Regions from separate parts of the Homo sapiens genome. Here region 2 is linked to region 1. A link is a loop called in an ENCODE intact Hi-C map of the cell type or tissue named here. Cell type or tissue: GM12878. All regions are shown on one strand. Links, peaks and the distances in the headings refer to the core of each region. The heading gives the core; the rest is flanking DNA.

Region 1 (15,536 bases), core at 3,702-11,701:
TTGTTGGGAAGTCTTGGATCCGTGAAGTAGTCTGGGATAAAAATCAAAAAGAAGACATCATCTATACCCAAAGGGAAAAGATTTACCCATGGAAGGAGACAGCTTACTCCACCAAAAAGTTAGGATGGCTTGGTACGCAGGACTGCTACTACTGGTGGCCCTGCTTTACAATGTAATATGGTAAAATGAACGGTCACTGCCCCCACCCGAGCAGTTCTGATTCTGCCAGCTCCAACATTCCCAGGAAGGGCTCCCAGAGGCTGGCTGCCTCCCCTCCACGCTGTGCCTGGCCCCACCCCCCACCCCCCACCCCCCACCTACCCCGAGTCGCACCGTTTGCTCCTCCGCCTGCTGACGCACAGAGAGCCATCAGAGGGCTCAGGGATTCTCTGGGTTTTCTGCTCCAGGCCCATCTTGGGGCCCAAATAAATGCCAAGTATTATTCTTGTCTCAGCTCCGCTTGCCAGCTCCTGTCTCTGAGCTATCACGCCTTCTCTGAGAATACCCTCTCAGAGGAGAGCCAGGCTCTCGCAGGATGACGCCAGATGAGGGTTTTTATACACCCAGCATACTGTGAATCAGAGGCAGCATCTGCTGCGCTAGCAAAGGCGTATTGAGATTCTGTTAGCAATGGTTTGAGGTCTGGGATGTAACCAATTCTCAGGACTAACAGGAACCAAGAAATCGTCCAATCCATCCCTTTCCCTCTAAATACCGTTGACCTTAAGGCAGCCAGTCCATTAGAATCACCTGGGGAGTCTTTAAAGCTATGTATGCTGGGCCCCACCCCAGACTAATTAAATAAAACTCTCTGGTGGTGGGGACTGAGCATCAGTAGTTCTAAAAGCTCCCCAGGTGATTCTGATGTACAGCTAGGGTTGAGAACCCTGCTTTAAGATTCCCAAGGGAAAAACTGCCGCTATGTTCCTTTGGGAATCTCAAAATTCTTAACAATCCTCACCATGAGGAAGTTCTGCCTCATTTCTTGTCTGTCCTCATTTTGAGGAAATGATGATGGAGGAAAGAAAAAGCTGAAAAAAGCTCCCTTTGGGGACATCAGGTGAAGGAGTACCCCAGACTCTGGGAGAATCCTGGGCTCATTCAAGTCTAAACTCACAATCATGCTCCCTGCGCTGGCTTTGTCAGATACCCAAAACCGACGCTGCCTTACTCACCTGCAGCAAATTCTAGGATGTTGTCTGGTCTTTTCAAAAATATTTCTCTGGAAAACATTAAGGGATAGGATGGGAGGTAAAGTAGACTTTAACGCAGGCTGTGGCTACTGTTTCAGGTCCTGTACTTTCACAGATGAACCTGAGACACAACCATCTTGGGAGTCAATAAATCCGCAGACTCCTGACAAAGACCCTTTCATTCATGATTTTCCTTCAACTCCGTATCTAAGGCAAGGAGTGAAGCATCCTAAATGGCAATACACTAGGATATTGCTTACGTCGAGAAAGAGCTGTGCTGCAGCCAAGTGGGGCTTGTCATTCCGTCAACAATCTTGTTTATGTGTGCATTTATTTATTTATTTGAGACAGCGTCTTGCTCTGTCACCCAGCCTGGAGTACAGTGGCGCGATCAACCTCCCTGGCTCAAGAGATCCTCCCATCTCCAGCCTCTCGACTAGCTGGGACTACAGGCATGTGCGATGGCTAATTTTTTTTTGTAGCGGCAGAGTCTTACTATGTGGCCCAGGCTGGTTTCTAACTCCCAGGCTCAAGCGATCCTCCTACTTCGGCCTCCCAAAGTGCTGGGATTACAGGCGTGAGCCACGGCACCCGGCCTCAACGATCATTTTCACTGAACCAGATCTCAAGCCAGGGGCAAGAGGCAAAGATGAAGAACATGCCGGCCGGCCCACGAATGGTGGGAGATATGCAGCCCCACAATGTCCTGAGTAAGCTTAACCATGAATTCAAGGGGCAGAGGGAGATACAATAAACAGAGCTAAAAGATGGACCGCAGATGGTTATTGGCCCCTCAGTCCAGCAAGGAGACACTGTGGTAACACCTGCAGGGCCAATGCCACTAGAGAGTTGAAAATGCCTTACATTGCATAGAGTTTTATGGTTCATAAAGTATGTTCACAAATATTGTCTCACTTTACAACAACCCTGTGAAACAACCATTATTATGCCCCCATTTTACATCCAAAGAAACCAAGCCTTCAAAAGATTAATGATTTGCCCAAGTTCATAAACTTGGTAAATGAAGTAAAGAGGGCCCAGGTCTTGTGACTCCAAGGTCAGTGCCCTCTATAATATGTTCTCTTGGCCAAGGCCTCCCAACTCCCCAAGAAGCCCCTCCTTCCTAACCTTCAAGAATTTTGCCCCCCTTCTCCTTCAATTCATTTTGATAATTATTGGGCACAAATTATGTGCAAGTAATTGCACTAGATATGAGTGACTGCTTTTTTCAAAATAAAATAAAATATAGCCCTACCTCAAATAATTTACAGGTAAGTAAAAAGGAAGAGGTTAGTTTCCAAATGTCCAAAAGGCCAAGGAACCTCTGACAAGTGCTAAAGAGGAGTATTAAATAGTGCTCTGGGAGATCAGAGTGGGGAGAGAGGTTACTGAGAGGGGGACCCCAACAATCTTCACAGAGCAGCTGGCATTTGAGAGGACCCTTGAAGTACACATGGGATTGTAGTAGGCAGGATGAGGGTTGAGGGACAAAAACATTCCAGATCCAGGGAAACAGCAAGAGCAAAGGCCCAGAAAGAGAAACAGTTTGTGTTCTATAGACTATGACTTCCTTGAGAGTAGGAAGTGGGTTGTAGACACCTTTCTATCTTGAGTCCAAAAGAGCACTCAAGAGGCATCTGTGCCTGAGCTCCATAGGGTCAGCAGAATGAGCAGAAATGTGGTCTGGCTTGAGTGAGGGACGCATGCAGGGAGTAGTGGGAAACAGAAGAGGTTCTATTACGGAGAGCCTTGAATGCTGGGGAGGGACATTTATACTCAATCTGAAAGACAATGGAAATAGACAAAACATGGCATAACACATGCTGGAATATTATACAGCAGTGAGAATGGAGGATCTACAAGATACGACTGAGCAAAAGGAAACAGGCACAAAAGAGCACATAGTGTAAAATTCCATTCATATAAAATACAAAAGCGCACAATAAATCCGTGCTAGTAGAAGTCAGGATACTGGCTACTGTTTTAAGGGGAGTGACTGGGAGGGGCACAAAGGATGTGAGGTGTTGGTAAGGTTCTATTTCTTCATCTGAACAATAGTACCATGTGTATTTTCACCCTCTGACAGTTCATCCAGCTTAGGATATGTCACTTTTCAGTATATTTCAATAGAATTTTTAAAAACAAACCCAAAAAAGCAACGTTGTGGAACTACTGAAGATTTTTCCAGCCAAGGAAGGACATGATTACTGCTGTATTTGTAATCCCAGCACTTTGGGAGGCCGAGGCAGGCAGATCACGAGGACAGGAGTTTGAGACCAGCCTGGCCAACATAGTGAAACCCCATCTCTACTAAAAATACAAAAAATTAGCCGGGCCTGGTGGCAGGCACCTGTAATCCCAGCTACTTGGGAGGTGGAGGCAGGAGAATAGCTTGAACTCAGGAGGTGGAGGCTGCAGTGAGCCGATATTGCGCCACTGCACTCCAGCCCAGATGACAGTGGGAGACTTCGTCTCCAAAAAAAAAAAAAAAAAAAAGGCGAGGTGCGGTGGCTCATGCCTGTAATCCCAGCACTTTGGGAGGCCCAGGCAGGTGGATCATGAGGTCAGGAGATCAAGACCATCCTGGCTAACGCAGTGAAACCCCGTCTCTACTAAAAAAAAAAAAATGCAAAATAATTAGCCGGGCGTGGTGGCGGGTGCCTATAGTCCTAGCTACTCAGGAGGCTGAGGCAGGAGAATGGCGTGAATACGGGAGGCGGAGGTTGCAGTGAGCTGAGATCGCACCACTGCACTCCAGCCTAAGCGACAGAGCGAGACTCCGTCTCAAAAAAAAAAAAAATACTTTCTACAATTTCATACCTGGCTATCTATCATATCTGCAGCACAAAACCTGAGGTTTCTGTGTACCTTAAAATAAGTCAGATTCCTACTCTTTCCATTTTTCAGGTCCAAAACTCAAGGTGTTAAGAGTTTGGTACGCTGTATTTACCAATATAGGCTGGAGAATTGTGGCTGAATGGCCATAAATCATTAGGATCTAAAAAACCCAAGTGGGGAGTTTGCTTCCCAGAAAGAACCCTTCAGAGCTTCTTTTGGCTTGGAATGTATCAACAGCAGATATCTGCAGAACAGACAAGGACAGGCACGGTGCTCAGGACTCTGCCCTCACTTCTCCCTTCTTCTTTTCTCATAGGAAGGACCATGTGAGGTGGCCAGCAGGGACAGAAGCTGATTCTGGTTCATCCCGGTACCAATCAAAGGGAACAATGACACCAAACAAACAAAAGTAAACCCTAAAACTTCAAACACTAAACCCTCTGCAAGCTCCACCCAGGAAAAGAGGTCAGAAGAATTTCAGGTAGAGTAGCTTTAGGGACAGCAAAAAGAAAAACCTGGTGGCCTACCTGGCCTTGACAGGAACATGGTAAGAAAGGAAAGGAAGTATCTGGGGCTGTTCCCACAGCAGCCAGTCTCAGATACCCAGGCTGCTCCTGGAAACTGTTCCTGGACAAAGAGAGAATCAAGGCCATCTCTGACAGGTGACTGAAACAACTCATTCTTATTCATCAACCCCAAGCATTCTAATCCTGTTGTTTGTGAGCAATGCAAATGTTGATTTAGTTTCAGCTTTTAACTTCTATCCCCAATCTCTCTGCTGGAACTACTACTAACTTGGAGAGCAAGCTCCCCAGGATAGGAACGATATCATCTTATTTCCCTTTAGAAGAAAAGTTGCAAAAGGTGACGGCCTGATCCTCAGGTCTGATATTGACAGAGGATCCCTAAACTCTCTTTTGCCCAAGGCTTATCCCTGGCCAACCTTCATAACTGGATAGGTTTCAGTTTTCTCTGTTTCCTTCCCCTATCTGCCCTCTGAGAATTTGTTGCCACTTGGAGAAACGTCTATAATATGAATAGTGAGTTTTTTTAATTTTTATTTCATGAGATAGAATCTTGCTCTGTCGCCCAGGCTGGAGTGCAGTGGCGCAATCTCGGCTCACTGCAACCTCTGCCTCCCAGGTTTAAGCGATTCTCCTGCCTCAGTCTCCCAGGTAGCTGGGATTACAGGCACGTGCCACCACGCCTGACTAATTTTTGTATTTTTAGTAGAGACAGGGTTTCCTCATGTTGGCCAGGCAGGTCTCGAACTCCTGGCCTCAAGTGATCCACCCCTCTCAGCCTCCCAAAGTGCTGGGATCACAGGCGTGAGCCAACGCATCTGCCTGGCCAACTTTTTTTTGTTTGTTTGCGATGGAGTTTTGCTCTTGTTGCCCAGGCTAGAGTGCAATGGAGCAATCCCAGCTCACTGCAACCTTTGCCTCCTGGGTTCAAGCGATTCTCCTGCCTCAGCCTCTCAAGTAGCTGGGATTACAGGCATGTGCCACCACGCCTGGCTAATTTTGTATTTTTAGTAGAGACGGGGTTTCACCATGTTGGTCAGGCTGGTCTCGAACTCCCGACCTCAGGTGATCCACCCGCCTCGGCCTCCCAAAGTGCTGGGATTACAGGCATGAGCCACCTTGCCTGACCTCGCCAACTTTTGAGAAGACAAGGGAGGGCCCACCTCTGGCTATAAGCACACAGTCCAGAGGGGAAATGGGGACCGACTGCTTACAGCACAATACAGTGGGAAAACCAGGGGTTTGAATCCTGGTTCAGCAACTTTGGGAAGGTACTTCACCTTTCTAAGCTTAAATTTTCTCACTTATAAAATAAAAATGACAATCACCTGTCTTTTGTGGAGGTGCTGGGAGGATCAGCAAAAGTGTTCCAAGATGCCACACACTGCGTGGGCACTGAGAACACAAACACACTCCACAAGCTCGGAGCTTTGGACCAGTAACAGAAGATTGACAGCTCAATTACAATACAGTGTGGTAAGTGCTAATGTAGGGGAACAGCACAATGCCTGGAGATGGGTGCCATTATAATTATTTAAACCTTGTCTATTTGTCTATAACCAAACAGCATTTGAGATAGCTCTATTGTTTTCATCCACTGATGCTCCGTGATTTATTTTTTTAATTCTCCTTCTTCATCCCATTAGGATATGTTTCCATTCAAGCAAATGCCAGGCTGAAAGGAGGGTGGGGGAAGGAAAGAACATATTCCAGGATACGCTGGTAAATTGTCTTCTCTTCCCCAAGAAAAGAGTGGCTTCCAACCCTTGGAATTTTTCTACAGTAATGTTTTCAAGTAGGGAAGGGCCAACCAGACAACTGATTTTTGTTTTAAGTTCAACTAGTGATTTTGTTAAGCTCCTATGGTTGAGAATAGTGTTCTACACCCAGTGGATGGCTGTTGGGTTTCGCAACGCCAAATTCCCTCTTCCAAGTGTCATAAGGTATGTATTTATCCTTATGGTTAAAGTAAATGAATAGACATATTTTTAAGAATTTAGAGATAACTGAAGGAAACCTCTAGAGATAACGAAGAAAACCCTGCGTGCCACAAATCCCAGAGCCTGGAAAACCACCTACCTGAAGAAACCACTTATGAGCCACTCTACTTCTTTGTGGGTCCTTAGGTACTTTTCGTTAGCAATCCGAGTCTGAATCTGGGGGGCAAGAACAAAGGGTCACTTCCATTAGGAGACAGATTCAGGGTTCAGCCCTGGAGATGTGAAGGGCTGCGGGAAACGGCGTGCGCATTTAACCCAAGTCTTTCCCCAGGATGCTTGAAAGTTTAAGCCACCCATCTTCTTACAGATAAAATATCATTCTGCCGCTTGTTCAGGATGAGGGGCCTTTACTAAGGTCGGATGTGTCTGGCAGTAATTTCGGCCCATTTCTCTGGCCGAGTCCCTGAGTTAGTTCTTCCTGCACTCTCAGATGCCCGTCGCGCTCTGTGCTGGGATCAGACGCCTAGAGGTCCGCCGGGGGTCTCCCCTGCGCCCTCCCCACTTTATCAGGGAACAGGCTCCCGCTCCCCTTCTCTCGGCGGCTCTCTTCCCAGTCTGGGGCCCCAGTCCTGGGGCAGCTACACTTTGGTGGACGCTGGATGGGGGCGCGGGCGCACCCACCTTGAATTTTCGCAGCTGCTCCAGCTGCGCTGCGCTAAGCGCCCCGGGGTCGGGCCGCTGCAGCAAGCCTGGCAGCGTCTCCATCTTGCTGCGGTCGTCAAGGCGACCGGCCGCGAGCCGGCGAGGCCCCGCCCCCGGCCCCGCCCTGCCCCCAAGCCCGGCCCCTTCAGCGAAGCAGGGGCTAGGGGCTGAGGGAACTGAGGGGTGAGCTCCGGGGCGGGGGCTTGGGGGGTGGGTCTCTAAAGGATCGCCTTTCCCGGATTGGGGGACTGATTTCTGGACTTAATTGTATGTGGAATGAGCCCTTTTTGACCCCACCCAACTTCAGGGTTTTTTTGTTAGCTCTAGAGTAAAACAGGAAAAAAGGTCTCCCCGAATCTGCTTCCAGACTCCCTCACTTGGACAGAAGCTAGAGGAAGCCTAGTACTGGGGAAAGAGAACCCAAGCTTCTTCCCTTTCCACTGTCCCAGAAGCCAACCCGTCCCTCTGTCCGGTACACATTCGACACTGGAGCCGTGGATTCTTCAAACAACGTGGAAGCACCCCAGAACATAGAGTGAGCTGAGTTCTGCAAAGGAAGGAACGTTCTGTCCGACTAAAGATGCTGGAAAGGACCTGGGGGACATTCTGCCAGAATTTCCCCCTCTTGGACTGACTTTTTTGTGTAGATTAACTTTCTCTTCACCCTGGGCTCCTCATAAATTCTAAATTATTTTATTCCACTCCCAACTGAATACGGGAGGAGAAAGGGAATTTGGTCTTCAAGATTTGTTCTTCTAGTATCTAATTAAGAAGAGAAAGTGAAACATAAAGCCAGAGAGCTGAAAATAGCCACGAGAAAGGGCATGAGCCTGTCTGTCAATACACACATGCCGAGCTCCTACCCCCACAGAGATCGTGCTCAGCAGAGGCCTTCTGAGAAGCAGGAGAAAAAAGGGAGGCTGTCTTTTCAGATTTGTGAACAACTGCCCTAAGGAGCAAGAAAATACCATGAGAAACAAGCTCAGCATTAGGCCCTGGCCGTGGAGGGGTTATCATTGGTCTGCTTCTGTCCTTTCCAGCAAAGACTGAGGAAAAGAAGTGAAAGTGTTGGCAGTTCCCAAGCCAGGGAAAACCACAAGAAGTAAATTAGGTAGTGGGCTACAAGCCACTTCCCAGGAACCCCATCTTGGTTAGTGATCATTTTGGTTGATTGTCTTTTTTTAAGAGAGAGAGTTAATAGAGTGAGAGAGAGATAAGCTGCCATCTGTCAGAAGTGATTTTTTTTTTCCCGGCAGGAGCAAGAGGTTAACCAGAGATAATGGTTCCTCTTGGCCAAGATCTGTCTTTTCTCCCCATACTCCCTCCAGAGAAGCTGGTGGTGGCACCTCCAGAGCTGTGCCAGCCAGTACAGTCACCACAAGCCACCTGTGGCTCTTGAACACTTGAAAAGTGGCTGTAGGTGTTAAATGTGCAGCAAATATAAAATACACACAGGATTTTGAAGGCTTGGTATGAAAAAAATCTCATTAATAACATGTAATTGATTTACATGTTGAAATAGTATTTTGGATATATCAGGTTAAATAACATTTATTATTAAAAGTAATTTCTCTTGTTTCTTTTTGCTTTTATATATGGCTACTAGACATTTTTAAACCATATATGTGGCTTGTATTATATTAGACAATGCCAGAGCCTGGACCAGCAAACCTACACACTCAAACACACACAGGCATGCACAGTGTTCTCTACCTCCCCACCTCCAAGTAGGAAATGATTGATACCCTCCGTCTGCCAATCTGTGATCTTCTTGTGCTTTGATAATCAATCAAGCCTTTCTTCACTGATCACATCCTATGACCCAAATGCCCATGTATGAGAGGGGCTACTTTTTGTTTTTTTAACAGCGTCTCAGTACTCACTATTATGTATTGTGTTGGCCTGTCTTACCTTCCACTTGAGGTGGAAGCCACTTGAGGGCAGGAAGGTTATAGAATCAATTCTTTGTGCACTCTCATAAATTCTGCTGCAGATGTCTTCACTCTGTATTCAATCAGGGAAGCCAGTAAGTACTTCATGACTAGCCACTCTGCCCACACATACCACCACATTTTGCCCTTTCTGAAAAATATCCCAATTATCCAGCATTTCTCATTTCCTAAGAATCTAAAGCCAGGATCAGAGCTCTCCCTTTATAAATTCAATAATCTTTTTATGTAGGGCAGCCTAGCTTTGACTGCAGAGGAATAAAAAAGAGGGTGAGCTTGGGGGTGGTGGGCAGAGAAAGTATCCTGGAAGCCTCTCTCTCTCCTAGAGAGAAACTTTCCAGAATAGGCATCTGAGTCTCAGGGCTCCCCTGCCTTTACCTCACAGGACTCCCATCCCATGGCCTGAAAGAACACCAGAGATGTGTTCACCGTCACTCAGCAAGGAGAGTCTGATGAGTGGTACAACTCTTCTCCTCTAAACCCTGCCTCTTCTCTCAGACTGACACCTTTGGGGACCACAAACTAAGCAAAGGACTGGACGCATTTTGCTGTCTGCAGCTGTCTCCCCAATTACTGACTGGGAGGAGGAGTGAGGGGAGTTCATTTTAATTCATTTTTGTGAATGTTTAATATTTCAATTAATATGATTAGCCCCAAGCCTGAATGAGCAGCAGGGCGGCAGATCTGCTGAGAAGACATAGAGTAATGAGATCAACAGGGCCATAGGGTCTTCCCCTTCTCCATCCTCAGAGGACATGATCTGTTTAGCATCTCCATAAATACCAAGATCAGATTAGAAGGCAAGGAAAGGAGCAGTGGGGGTGGGGTAGGTGAGTGGAAAGTTACTTTCAAGATGTGTGTGCCCTTCTTGATTCCCTGGCTCTGCCGTCATTCGCTTCTTCTGAGCACCCACCACTGAGTCCTCTAGCACCTCCCCCCACTGCCACCCCATCTTAGGGGACCCTACTTGGGGGACCCGGGCATCCATGTGATGAAGTGTAATCAAGTCTACACACATACACATTCACTCAAATGCAAGCACCTGCCAGAGCGTGGCTCCAGGCCACAACAAAAAAACAGGCTAAGGAAGGATGGGAGGTGGTCCACAGAATCAAGCAGTAAAAAGAAAGACTCTCTCTCATCCAGGGCTTAAATGGAGACAGAAGAGGAAGAAAGGCCAGACTTCACCACTGCTCCCATTCTCAAGAGGAATGTTTGATGTGGGAGTTAAATGCGTGGACTCAGGAGCCAGACTGCCCAGGCTCCAGTCTCAGCTAGACCTCTTTCTAGCTGCATGGCTTTAGGCAAGTTATTTCAGCTCTGTGTCTTGGTTACCTCCTCTCTATTTGGAGATGACAAAATCTACATCATAGGGGGGTGGTGAGGGTTTAGGAGTTAGTAAATATAAAGCACTTGGCACAAAGCCTGGGACACTGTAAGAGCCATGTAAGCACTGGCTGTTACTATTATTTCCCTTCCAGAAGAGAAGCCTGCCTGCCGTGATAGCTCAGGAATGGAGGCCCCTGGGACTCAGCTGGGACACAGTTTAGAGACACGAGTGCCTCTGTGGAAACAGCAGCCCTACCCCGGGGGAGAAGAAGGGAATGACAGGAAGACAGGGTGCTCTACAAAAGCCCAGAGCCCCAGGAGAGCCCCCGTTGCTGAGCACTGACAGAAAGCAAGGGCTACCACCACTGACAAGGTTTGATGTCCACAGATAATCCCTGCACTGAGGGCGTGCTCTGAGTGGGCCCAGTGCATGGAGGGGTCACGCTCCCTCCAGATCGTGGAGCCTGCCAATCATCCATAGAAGTATCCATGGTCAGGGGAGCAATGGTCCCCGAATGTGCCTCCCCTGCTCTTCTGTGCTACCTGGCTCAATTTGAGTCCAACTCAAAGAACCCAACTGAAGAAAGAAGCAAAGGAAAGAGTAATTGGGTTTCTGCATCCTAAGGGGAAGCTTGACAGCTGTGGTTCTTCCCACTGAAGGAATCAGGAATCCACTGTTGTCAGAGGTTGTTTGCATGGAGTGTTTGTTAAGCTCCTGCTACGCATGAGCAAGACAGGGTGCTAGACACTGTGAACAGTAAGATGCTGAATTAAACGGTGTCCTGGTCTTCAAGGAGCTTACAAGTGAGAGCGCCCGCGGCGCCGCCTCCGCGGCCTCCCTGCCCACGCACTTATACACACAAACCCCCCAGAGGGAGAGAAGGGGGCATCGGCAAATGCCAGAAAGCTATCGTTTTTCTTGGTTCCTTTTCTGGAAAATATACAGTTCTCTTTCTGCATTCTTCTCATCCTGCTCCTCCTTCTCCACGTCCCTTTCCATTTTTCCTCTCTGCATTTTTTCTTTTTCCCCCAGACTCTGCGACCTGCTTCCCTCTCCATCTATATCTCCTTTCCCTTCAGCCTATGCAACCGTCCTTTCTCATTTTTCTTTCCCCTGATTTCTTTCCTTGACTCTCTACTCTTGGGGCTCCCCAGATGCCGGGCTCCCCTCTTTCCCCGCCACCCCCCATCTGCTGAGTCTTCCAGCACCGGGGACAGCTCCAGCCCCCGGAACAATGGACCCCACTTTAGGGTTCCTCTATAAATTCTCCATCTTAGTGCTTTGCCCAACTCCTGACTGGGGAGTAAGATGGGGGAAGGGTTATTATCAACAGGACCAGCTGCTCTTCTGGGGGCGGGAAGGGAGTCAGGGAGGATGGAGATAGAAAGAGGGCGTGGCTCGTGCCTGGATTGTGCGTCCCTCTCCAGGGTAGAGAATTTGTATTCGACCCCTGAGACTGACATCACTGATGTCAGGGGAAAGGAGGTGGGAGTGGGGAGGGGGGTGTGGAGGGGGGAGGTTTTTGTTGAGGAGAGCGCGGCCGGAGAGCAGAGCTCCGGGACCCAGGTGACCGGGAAAGCAGGCAGCCCCAGCGGCGGGAGCAGCCGGCAGCAGCCCAGGCCCGGGGACTGGGGTGGGGGTGGGAGGGGGGCTGAGGGGAGGACCTGAAGGGGGGCGGCAGGGCAAAAGGGACCCCTGGAGCCCTGCCGCCATCAGAGATCAAGCATCTGGCATCAGGGATCTTCGGACCCAGCAGAAGGATCCGCCACAGGGGAGGTGTCCTCCCAGGGAAGCCAACGAGAGATTCACCTGCCCCACATCAGGAGTGGGCCCCCCTTACTGACGCTGCTGGCAACCATAGCAGGCCCCTTAACCCCTCAGTCTCCTCCCCATCACCCTCCTCAGGCCCTTTCCCCGCCTCCAGCTCTCATCTCAACTCCCAGTTCCCAGCCCTCTAAGCCCTAGCACCCCCGGCTACCACCTAACCCTCCAGGTCTTGGCCATACTCACCCCCATCCTGGGACATTTGCCAGATCTCTGGGAGGGAGATCGTTTGTTTAGGCGATGCCCCCTGGTGGCATGACAGCGTCTGCCTAGACCCCTGACCCCTAGCACTCAACTCCCTGGGCCTCCTTTGTGTGAAGAGCCGCCCCTCTGCTTAGCAGCGTGGTTGGGGGCCAAAGGGAAAGCCAGCCCCAGCTGGGCCCCCGGGCCCCACCACTTATCTCCTTGCTGGGCAGCTCCCCTTGGCCTTTGGGCCTCTCCCTGCTCCCCTCGGCCCCTCCTCCTGGGCCGCCTCAATGAAGGAGCCGGATGCCATCAAGCTGTTTGTGGGGCAGATCCCGAGGCATCTGGAGGAGAAGGACCTGAAGCCCATCTTCGAACAGTTTGGTCGGATCTTTGAGCTGACTGTCATCAAGGACAAGTACACCGGGCTGCACAAGGGTGAGGGGTCGGGCAGGCTGAAGAGGCTTCGGGGTGGGCTGGGAGGCTGGGGGAAGTTAAGCCAGGCTGGAGGGGTGGAGCGGCTGGGAAGGGCTGATGTGGAAGGAGAAGAGTTCAGGCCTGAGGAAAGTGGATGGAGGAGCTGAAAAAGAACTCAGCTAGAGTGATCAGGAAACCCCGGTGAAGGACTAAGGAGGGCCTCTTTTGGCTGAAGAGTTGTCAAGACGGCTGCAAAGATGTGGATCCCAGACATATGGGTGTGTTGATGTCATGGGATGAACTCAAGAAAGAATGGAGGGACAAGAGAGCTGGTTTGGGAGATAAGCAGCTGGGTAGGGGTGTGTGTGTGTGTGCGTGTGCAGCAAGACTGAGAATCTGAGCAGCCTCAGATAATATTGGGATGGGGGTCAGGACACAGGGTCAGGTGTTCAATGTGGAAAGCGTGGAGCTGGACTGGGCAGGGCAGCTCCAGGACTAAAGAGAGGGACTAGGAAGCAGGGCATGAAGGCTGGAGATTGGTAAAGATCTGGAAAGTGTGGGAGGCTTAGAAAGTTAAGAGAGTGGGGGAGAAGGGAGGGTGCTCCTCAGGCCTATCCAAGGGCTGTGCGGCTAAGTGGGGGCGGTCAGGGTCAGCACTTGGAGAGCTCCACACACCGGGGATCCCAGGGGCCACACCAGCTCCCCCTCCACCTGGCACAGGGAAGAGGCACTTCCGGCTAACTAACTGTTCTTCCCTTCCCTTCTCTATTTCACTCTCCGTCCTCCACCTGCCTATGGTGGAGGTGGGGAGAGATGAGGAAATAGGGAAAATGGGAGAAGAGAGGGATGATGGTGATCAAGATGGAGGGAGGTGGAGGTGAGGGAGAGAGGGGAAAGGAGAACAGCTCAGCAGGAGAGAAAGCCACACTACTCTTACTTGTCTGGCGGTCACATGGTCCTTCTCTCCCTACACAAAGCCCATCTCCTGACAGCCCAAGTGTCCTCCCTCTCCCATCACCACCAGTATTTAGGCCTCCAGGTGTCTGCCCCACTTCTGGGGCAGAGAGTCTACCCCTTGGAGACACCTCTCTACCCCAGCAGGCAGAAGATGACAAGAAGGGAAAGCTTCCCAGTCGTCAGTCTTTGGAAGGGAGCCTTTCAGAGAGGGGAGATGGAGGACTCACCCCCCGCCGTGTTTCTCTGCCCCTGCCCCTCCTCAGGATGTGCCTTCCTGACATACTGTGCCCGGGATTCAGCCCTGAAGGCCCAGAGCGCCCTGCACGAACAGAAGACGCTTCCAGGGGTGAGTCCTGCCCTTTGCAGGGCCAGGGGACTGAGAAGGGCCATAGAAGTGGCAGGAGGCTCACCACCCTCCTGACACTGAGCATAATTTCCACCTCCTCTCATCACCAGGAAGTCCCCCTCTCTCTCTGTAGCATCCATCTTTCTTGCTGTAGATGCATGCATTTCTTGTTACCTGGAGAGAAGGAAAGCAGCGATTAGTGGCGTAAACATGACTTTTACCAGGAGCAGATGCAGCCCCTTCCCCACTTCCCAAGCTGCCCATGGGGCAACACTAGAGGGAGGACTCGCTGGTTGGAAGGTGTGGGGAAAAGTCTCTGGACACCAAGTGTGGATCAGGGTGAGCAGGGGGCACCCAGGCACTCTTTTGTCACTCTGGAAAGGCAGGCTGGGTGGCTGTGAGATGAGGGAGGAGTGCCCAGAGAACAGGCAGCTGGTGCCGGCTAGATTGGCATCTCGGTGCTGGTTCTTGAGCTCTCATCTCCCTTCTGTCTCCCAGGAAGAGTCCCAGGAACAGAGCCACAGAGCATCAGGGTAGAGCAGGGCCTGGGCAGGCCTGGGCAGGTCTGGGCTGGAGGTAGGCCTGGAAGTAGCAGGCAAGGGCAGGGACAGACATTGTAGAGGATCAGGCCTGATGCCACCAGGTATGCCCAGGGAGGCAGGGGTGGCCTCAGAGGTGGCCCCTCTCCTGCAAGGTCCTATCTCTTTGTGTCTTCTTCCCAGCCAGCCTTGCTGATTGTCCCAAGCCCTTCCATGGCCTCAACCTTTGAGTACTGCTAGGAAAGCAAAGCCAACTGCGGCAAATCCACCCAAACCCCCACGCCCACCAAAGATCTTATCCCAGTCAGTGTCAAGAATAGGCATTGCCTGTCACAGCCAGAGTTAAGGGCCATGCACGTGTGTGAGCTGCAGGACCCAAGGCGAGCGTGTGTTTGTGCACACAGGCATGTGAGCTCTTGACAGGCCAGATGTGTGGGGTTTGGGCACACGTATCCCTGGGAAGCTTGGTCCCCATCCAGTCCCAACTTGCCTTCCCTGTTTTTCTCTGTGGAGGCCCCTCACAAATCAACAGTTTTCATCTCCATCGCTGTTTGTCTTTTTCTGTTGTCTCCCTATCTCAGAGCCCCTGCAGAAATGAGAGGGGGTCAGAGGAAAAGGTAGATAAAGAGGACTGGAGTGGAGACATGGATGAGAGACAGCCTGGGGATGGGCATGAGCCCCAAAGGTCATGTGTACCAGCTGCAGGTGTCCACCCTAGGTCTGTGCCCCTCCAGCTGCCTGGCAGCTCAGGCAGAGCTCCATCCTGGGTGTGGAGAGGCACCACCTGCCCTTCT
Region 2 (8,000 bases), core at 1-8,000, 100 kb after region 1:
GAGCAAGACTCTGTCACAAAAAAAAAAAAAGCATCTTCAAATCAGAGGAACAGACTTGGAGGAAAGTAGAGCTAGAACACAACAGGCTTGTAGCACACAAGGATGAAAGTTATCAATTGTAAACACAATAGTAAGTATAGTCATTTAAAACAGAAGAGAAAGAGAAAGGATAACTGAGAAGCTGGATTCGATTGTGAAATAAAATACAAACACAAGTTAAAGGCAACCAGCTCCTCACCAGCTGTTCCCAGTTCTGGGTGTCAGAGCTTAGTTGTTCTTAGTTCCCTTCTTTATATAGTACAAGACAGTCCAAGAGACTAGATGGCTCTGAAATTACTCTAATTCTAATAGTGATTTTCCTCTTTCGCCTTGGAAAAGTTATTCAACTTCTTCTGGTAAATAATTATATAAAACTGAATTCACAGGAAGTCCTGGGTATTAATGCACACACAGCTATATTCTGAGCTCATAAAGAGAAAAAAATCCAAACTTCTTGGGATTACATTCAAAGCCATCTTTTTAAAATCTTACTGCAACCTTCCTTTCCAGTTTCTATCATCACAAATGTCTACAGACAAACAGCAACTTTAAGCCCCTTGCTAGCCTAAGAGCTTTTCACATTTTCCCCTCTTTGGTCACAGTTTTCCTCAACCTATAAAATCCTTGCCCCTTCTCTGAAGTTTTATTTGTTCTTCAATCCAGTTTAAAAGCCTTGTATGAGCTGTCTCCCCACCAGTCTTCTTAGGCATATTCACTCCTGCCTCTATACTTCGATTGTGCTTTTCATTTATCTCTATTACCTCGTTTAGCTTTACACACAGCAAATTGTTTACCTTCCCTACTGCAGTGTAAGCTTCTCAAAGGCAGGGATGCAGAGACCCTGTGACTCATACAAGCCAAGCAGTTCTTTATATACAGTGTGTGCTTACTTGTGGAACCAAACTGAGTATGAAGTAATATTTAGCATGCCAATATCAGGAAAAGTGATGCCCTAAATTACTGTTTTTCAGACAGTGGATCACAACCTAATGAGTTGTGAAATTAATGTACCAGGCCACCACCAGCACTCAAAAAAACAGAACAAAGAAACTCAAAATATGAACAAACTAAAAAATACCAGAGTGGGCCCGGCACGGTGGCTCACACCTGTAATCCCAGCACTTTGGGAAGCCGAGGCAAGCGGATCACTTCAGCCCAGGAATCTCAGACCAGCCTGGGCAACATGGTGAAACCCTGTCTCTACAAAAAATACAAAAAATTAGCTGGGCATGGTGGCATACGCCTATGGTCCCAGCTTTCTGGAAGGCTAAGGTGAGAGGAAAAAAGAAACCAAAAAAACTGTATTTACTGGTATCATGCACTCTGGTGTTCAGTTTTGTTTTATTTTTGAGACAGGGTTTCTGTCTCCCAGGCTTGAGGTCAGTGATGTGATCATGGCTCACTGCAGCCTCAACATCCCAGGCTCCAGCAATCCTCCCACCTCAGCCTCCTGAGTAGCTGGGACTATAGGCATGCGCCACCACACGTGGCTAACTTTTGTATTTTTTGCAGAGATGAGGTTTCACCATGTTGCCCAGGCTGGTTTCGAATTCCTGAGCTCAAGTGATCCGCCCACCTCGGCTTCCCAAAGTGCTGGGATTACAGGCGTGAGCCACTGTGCCTGGCCAGTAAACATAATTTTTGTGAAGCTTATTTCAGGTGTTTTTTTTTTTTGCATATATATTAGGTTATAATGTAAAATGTATCTCTTACTATGAGCTGCAATTTTTTAAAAGATATTTTAAAACTGCCTAAAATTTTTTTCCAAATGTGGGCTGAACTGTACCAACCCATCCATGGGCTCTTACTGGATTGCCCAAGAAGCACAGAAAACATCTGTATAGCTGAGGTGGAAGAAAAGAATGAACCTAAATGGCTCTAACCTAAACCACCACAATATCCTTTTGTCAGCAATGCCATCATCTAATGAATGAACCTGCCAAAGATTATGCTCAAAAAGCATTTTGAGCAGTGATCATAAATTGTTAAGTGTCTGCTTGTCAATTAAGTCTCTTTGCTTATCTACAAGGTCATAAGAATTATTCCCAATGGGACTTACCTAGAAAAATAATTATCTTTGAGAGCATGGTAACAGGCCCTCATCTGAAAAAAACTGGTCAGTGGTGGATGGAAAAAGAACTGTTCTTCACAATAAGTTAAAAGACCCAGACAAATTGTTATGCTACTAATAAAATATATTTTCCTGGTTACAGCAATCTGTGGAAGTGATTTCTGAGGGGAAGGTAATGCTATTTTCAAATTTAGTTTTATTTGTTTGCAACCTCAACTACCTGTGAAATTAAAAGGAATTTAAAAATGATTGTTCTGCTGTCTTCACTGATAACCAACAGGGTAAAGATAGCAATAATAAAGGCAAAGAATGCCTGCTTTAGTCCCCTGTCTCTCATCCAATTTAACAATGGGTAATAGTGAGTAAATAAAGATATAAAATAGTTACATTTCACAATAGTAGAACCAAAGTTCAACCACTATCGACGTTTATATGAATGTAACTGAATTTTAAGCAGCCAGGTGCTCAAGCCTGCAATGCCAGCGGTTTAGGAGGCCAAAGTGGGCAGATCACTTGAGGCCAGGGGTTCAAGACCACACTGGGCAACATGGCAACCCCATCTCTACAAAAAAAAAAAAAAAGTACAAAAAAATTAGCCAGGTGTGGTAGTGCATGCCTGTAGTGCCAGCTACTCGGAAGGCTGAGGTGGGAGGATCACTTGAGCCCAGAATTCAAGTACAGCCTGGGCAACATAGTGAGACTCCTATCTCTTTAAAAAAAAAAAAAAAAAAAAAAACAGCTCTAAAAAGAGAAAATATTCAAGATCTAGAATCCAAAGATCTGGATTTAATTCTGGTTGCCATTCATTGGTACAACACTCAGTTTCCATTTCCTGTCTTATAAAATAGGGATAATACTCATATATTCATTTGGCAAGTATTTACTGAAGAATACTTTCCATGGGCCACCAGACATTTGGCTAGGGATACAACAAATACATAGTATTTGATGTAGTCCCTGCCCTTGATGAGCTTATAATCTTCCTATCTCACAGGACTGTGTGAAGATCAGATGTAAAAACACTACAGACTGACTGGGCGCAGTGGCTCATGCCTGTAATCCCAGCACTTTGGGAGGCCGAGGCGGGCTGATCACCTGAGGTGGGGAGTTTGAGACCAGCCTGGCCTGACCAACATGGAGAAACCCCGTCTCTACTAAAAATACAAAAATTAGATGGGCGTGGTGGCACATGCCTGTAATCCCAGCTGCTTGGGAAGCTGAGGCAGGGGAATTGCTTGAACCCGGGAGGCGGAGGTTGCAGTGAGCCGAGATCGCACCACTGCACTCCAGCCTGGGCAACAAGAGTGAAACGCTGTCTCTAAATAAATAAATAAATAAATAAATAAATAAAACTACAAACTATAACACACTATACACGCTGCAAAGCAGTAAAATGATTATTATAACTATTAATATTAACTTGTGCTACCTCTTAACCATCCATCTTTATTTCAAGAGCTTAGCAAGATCCAATAAATAAAGTATAGACGATCAGATAGAACAGTTAGTATTTAACTGATTTTCCACTTAGGTTGGAATTCGAGAGCCTAACAATTCACTATTTGTTGGTATAACCTTAGCTCATTACTCTCAATATAATCATGAAGATAAAATGAACTGAGAATCCAAGGCCTACAACCTACTGCATCACCCTGGGCATGTAACTGAGTATGTGGGTTGCATTACCCACACCTGGCAAAGGAGTAAAAAAATAAAGATTTCTAGGCCCTATGAAAGATCTACTGAATCATAACCCTTAAAAGGTGAGCCTGAGAATCTGTACTTTAGATAAGCACACCCAAGTGCTTCTCATGTACCCTAAAGCCTGAGAACCGCTGCCAAACAAATTTCCTTTGATCAATAACCATGATTTCATTATTTCAAACATTACCAAAATCTACCTAGAAAATATCAGTCAAATAGAATTCAGTTGCAATTGAGAAAGCGGCTTTTGAGACGGTACCTAGTCTGTGTTACATGACTCACACTTAACTCATAAAAATACTTCTTGTGGCACCAGCCTCTTTAATTCATTTTCAAACTCTCACATAAAATGAAGTTAAAAAACTGACTTTCAAAAAACAAATTGATATACACAGTTTTATTTTATCTTATGACTTTAATGAGGGAAAGTTGATGAGTCTATTATCTGGTGGCTATCAAAGAGGAAAGCATATATACTGACTAGCATAAATATATCATGATTTTGAATGCTTGCAAGCCAATCTTAGTGGTCCATGCTTAAACTAATCCTTCAAAAATACAGACAGTTTTATATCCATATCCACCACACACTAAAACCTTCCAGCAGCGTCTCTCGAGAAATCAATCAAGAGTCCTTGGAACTACTTTAACCTTAAGAAAATTAACCTGAAGTCAAATGTTACTTCACATACTATATAATTAGTGCAAAGACATATTTATTTTGGTTCTGTTTGTTGAAAGCATTCTTTACTCATTAGCCTCCAGGTACATACACATCAAAGGGAAAACACTCAGTATATGTTACACTGGGAAAAATTACAAGGTGGAAACCAGCTTTGCTAGTCAAAAAAACTTTCCATCTGCAGTAAAATTTAGAGCCCAGAGGGCTTGTTCATACTGCAGTACCAAGCCCTGTTAGAATCTAGACAGTTTTGAAAGGAGAAAAGGCAAACTGAACCATATGGGCTCCAATTTAGTTTCAGGACTAAAGATTAGGACAGAGCCTTGGTAAGCCGACTTTAAAAGAAACACAAAGAAACTGAAGCTCTTACTTGTGTCCAAGTTTGTATGCCCTTAAATTTCAAAGTTACTCTGTTCTTTCACACCACTGTCAGTTGTCCAAACAACTGAAAAATACGAAAATTGTTACAAAAACAATTTGTAAACACAATAGAAGAATCTAAAATAGGGAAAAGTCTTAAATAGCAATTATCAAGGTCCATACATTCACCTATGACTTGATACAAACTATATCCACACAATGATAATCCACCTATCCCTAATTCTGACCCCACCTGGCTCTTCAGCAACATGCAAAGCTTTCCTGGGACAACAGAGGTAAACTTTAAGAACTTGGAGGACAGACAAAAGCTCTAAGGAGTATTGCCTAAAAAATGCTTTAGGAAAATTAGCATCAACCTAACCAAGATCGAGACAAGTAGCGGGCACAGATATCCCTCAAGAACCACATCTATTTGGTTGCTGATTTCCCCTCTCACTTGAAACCCTAAAGAGAAGGCGCAGACTATCGAAGAAAGGAAGAAAAAAAAAAAGAAAAGAGAAAGACACTGTATAGTTGGGGTCTCACAGAATGTACCACTAGCTTGGCTTTGGGCTGTAATTATCATTACTTCCCCTATAGTACCAAAGAAGGTTCAGAGAATTTGGAAATCAAAATACAGATAGTTGGAAGAGTGAGAAACCAATGCCAGGAAGATTTCTGATTATCACAACCTTCCAGAGAGGTCTTCTAGGCAGAGTATTCTTTTCCCCTGCCCACTAAAAGTGACAAAGTTCTCTACTTACCACAAAGGATGTGCCAAAAAGTAATGTTTTTTCTCTAGAAGGCAAAGATTTCCCAGCTTCCTAGTCTGGAACCTGAGCCTAAGGCAAGTCCTTCTACCTTTCCTAGGGGATTATCTGAGGTCTCCTTTACAGTTTATACCTAGGCTCTTGGGCAGAAGCCACAATAAAGGCAAGAAGCCACTAACTATGTATGTTGGGATGTGTGCGTGTATCTGCAAAGATAGATCATATTAACTATAGTCTCCTACAGAATTATTCTTTTTGGTTTAGTTCCTTTAGATCCTGTGAAGAGTAAATAATGTAGAACTTCATCATAAATTTATAATTATAAATGCTTTAGTTTTAAATTTAAAAATAAGAAGCTGAGTCCAAAATTAACTTCCAAAGGGAAAGGAAAGTGACAATTCTGAGACCTTCTATTGGAAGAAAACATCAGCCACAAATTTTGAGTTATCTAGAAAGAAAATAATTAGGTGCCCAAGTATAAGAAATCTGAAAGTCATTATTGTAATCCCAGCACTTTGGGAGGCCGAGGCGGGCGGATCACCTGAGGTCAGGAGTTTCAGACCAGCCTGGCCAACATGGTGAAACCCGTCTCTACTAAAAATACAAAATTAGCTGGTCATGATGACACATGCCTGTAATCCCAGCTACTCAGGAGGCTGAGGCAGGAGAATCGCTTGAACCCGGGAGGCGGAGGTTGCAGTGAGCCGAGATCGCGCCACTGCACTCCAGCCTGGGTGACGATCAAAACTCCATCTCAAGGAAAAAAAAAGAATATATTGTCAGACAATACTAGGAATACTAGGAAACAGTATGTAGGACATTAATGAAACAAGAAAGCATCTATTTACAGAAAGGACAGAGGAAAGGTATACTGTCTCCAAACACTGGCCTAGGTGAGCAACTATTTCTTTTTTTTTTTTTCAATCAACTCTCCCAGGTTAAAACCAACCATTTCTTGAGGTGGAAGAGGTGAGGAAACAGAATGAGTGGACACCATGGAGTTAAGAATGTCAAGGATAAGGGTAGATGGCACGAGATGAGTAAGAAGGAATGGATTTCTCTATAAGGCAGATTTTCAAAAAACTATCCCTTTTGCAAACCTACTGTTTTACAAGAGGCAACAGAAGGTTGCGGAAATTACAATTAAAATTTATAAAAAATGAGAACGATTTCAAGTGGGCAAATCGAAATATGGAGGGAGAGAGTAAAAGTGTAAAAAAGGAATGCACAACATAGATTCAGTAAGCAGAAACACAGCACTGAAGACTGCTGAGGAGAACGGAGACAACGCGAGCACACACCACCTGCAAGTCAACCGGCAATCACTATCCGAATTTCAATACGAAGTACAAAAAGGCAAATGTAACACCTAGATTAGGGTAATGGAGGCGGTGTGCACAGAGATTGCAAGACAAGGCAGCATCCCGCAAGAGCATGGAGGGATGTGGTGGGGGAGGCGTATGAAGGGGGAGGGACTGCAGCAGGGGAGAGAGGGTGGGCTGCAGCAGCAGAAGGCGCCTTAAAAAACAGAAGAAAGGAAAAGCAGCCTAGGGGAGGGAAAGACTAGGACAAAGTCAAGTGTGGGATCACAGGAGGATAGAGTAGAAGAGGCAGCAGAGACGGGCATGCCCTAAAAAAGCAAAGCGGTCAAAGACCCAAAAAGGGCTTGAAGTAGTTTTGAAGGAGGAGGAGTTACAAGGGGTCTACCATAAACCTGACTAGGAGGAGGCATGAGTATAGAGCAGGAGTGAAGGCAGGAGGCCAGGGAAGGGATGCTCTCAGAGGGGTGTGCTGATGGAGACGCTAGATTCCAAATTAGGGTGTGATACGGGGCCAACCGAGAAGAGAAACTACGGTGTCAAATCCCACGCCCCCCACCCCAAAGGCATGCAAGGGTCAGAAAGCAAGGTAAACTCTTGGAGTAGAAATACAAAAAGGAGGGGAGGAAAGGGGCACACGGTGGGATGGAAAAATTTAGGGGCAGCGTAACCATGAGGAGAGGGTAACTAAGGAAAGAAAAAGGAGACGAGCGGGGAGGGATGGTGTTTCCGGAGGAAAAGTAGGAGCAGACCAGAGGTCCTGCCTACTTGGTCTGGAGGGCAGAAGGGGCAGTCCACGGGGGCGGAGGGGAGTGGTGGAGAACGAAACTGCGATGCTGAAGATGAGAACTTGGGGGGGACACGGTACTGGCTGGATCAGAAAACGAAACGCCGTCAGTAAGGAGCAGATGAGGTTCCTTCTGAGCAAGACGAGGGGGAGTGAGGAGCAGAATGCAGCACGCCAAACGGGAAGGCAAAGGGGCGGAGAAGAGCCCAGAGTAATCGGGGCACAGGGAGGAGCACTGGGGGCGCAAGGGCATCAGCTGGAGACGACG

Evidence for each region. Hi-C counts contacts between places; a loop is a spot of excess contacts. Peaks named below come from ENCODE experiments on the same cell type or tissue, not always from the same donor. Only the 100,000 strongest peaks of a DNase experiment are listed, where the experiment ranks them.
Region 2: it touches region 1 in a loop (2.2-fold over the local background); 18 of 110 quality-filtered maps call a loop at or near these places.

What each region holds. Positions count from the first base shown.
Region 1 is chr1:151,713,261-151,728,796 of GRCh38, reverse strand. RIIAD1 (regulatory subunit of type II PKA R-subunit domain containing 1) reads right to left here and starts at 7,275. Exons shown (of 5, transcript NM_001144956.3): 1 at 7,177-7,275; 2 at 6,635-6,711; 3 at 1,176-1,222; 4 at 1-31. The coding sequence starts at 7,260. CELF3 (CUGBP Elav-like family member 3) reads left to right here and starts at 11,994. Exons shown (of 13, transcript NM_007185.7): 1 at 11,994-12,921; 2 at 14,121-14,203. The coding sequence starts at 12,777. RefSeq lists a silencer at 7,321-7,390 and an enhancer at 11,770-12,064. In GM12878, for the core only: no CTCF peak of the experiment used is centred there; DNase peaks (open chromatin) are centred at 7,734 and 8,006; H3K4me3 peaks cover 1,481 bases; H3K27ac peaks cover 863 bases.
Region 2 is chr1:151,612,725-151,620,724 of GRCh38, reverse strand. The region is part of intron 1 of SNX27 (sorting nexin 27); the gene reads right to left. It overlaps LOC124904420 (a long non-coding RNA gene), which reads left to right and starts at 7,357. Exons shown (of 2, transcript XR_007066622.1): 1 at 7,357-7,534. RefSeq lists enhancers at 1,102-1,602, 1,603-2,103. In GM12878, for the core only: no CTCF peak of the experiment used is centred there; no DNase peak of the experiment used is centred there; H3K4me3 peaks cover 1,182 bases; H3K27ac peaks cover 1,183 bases.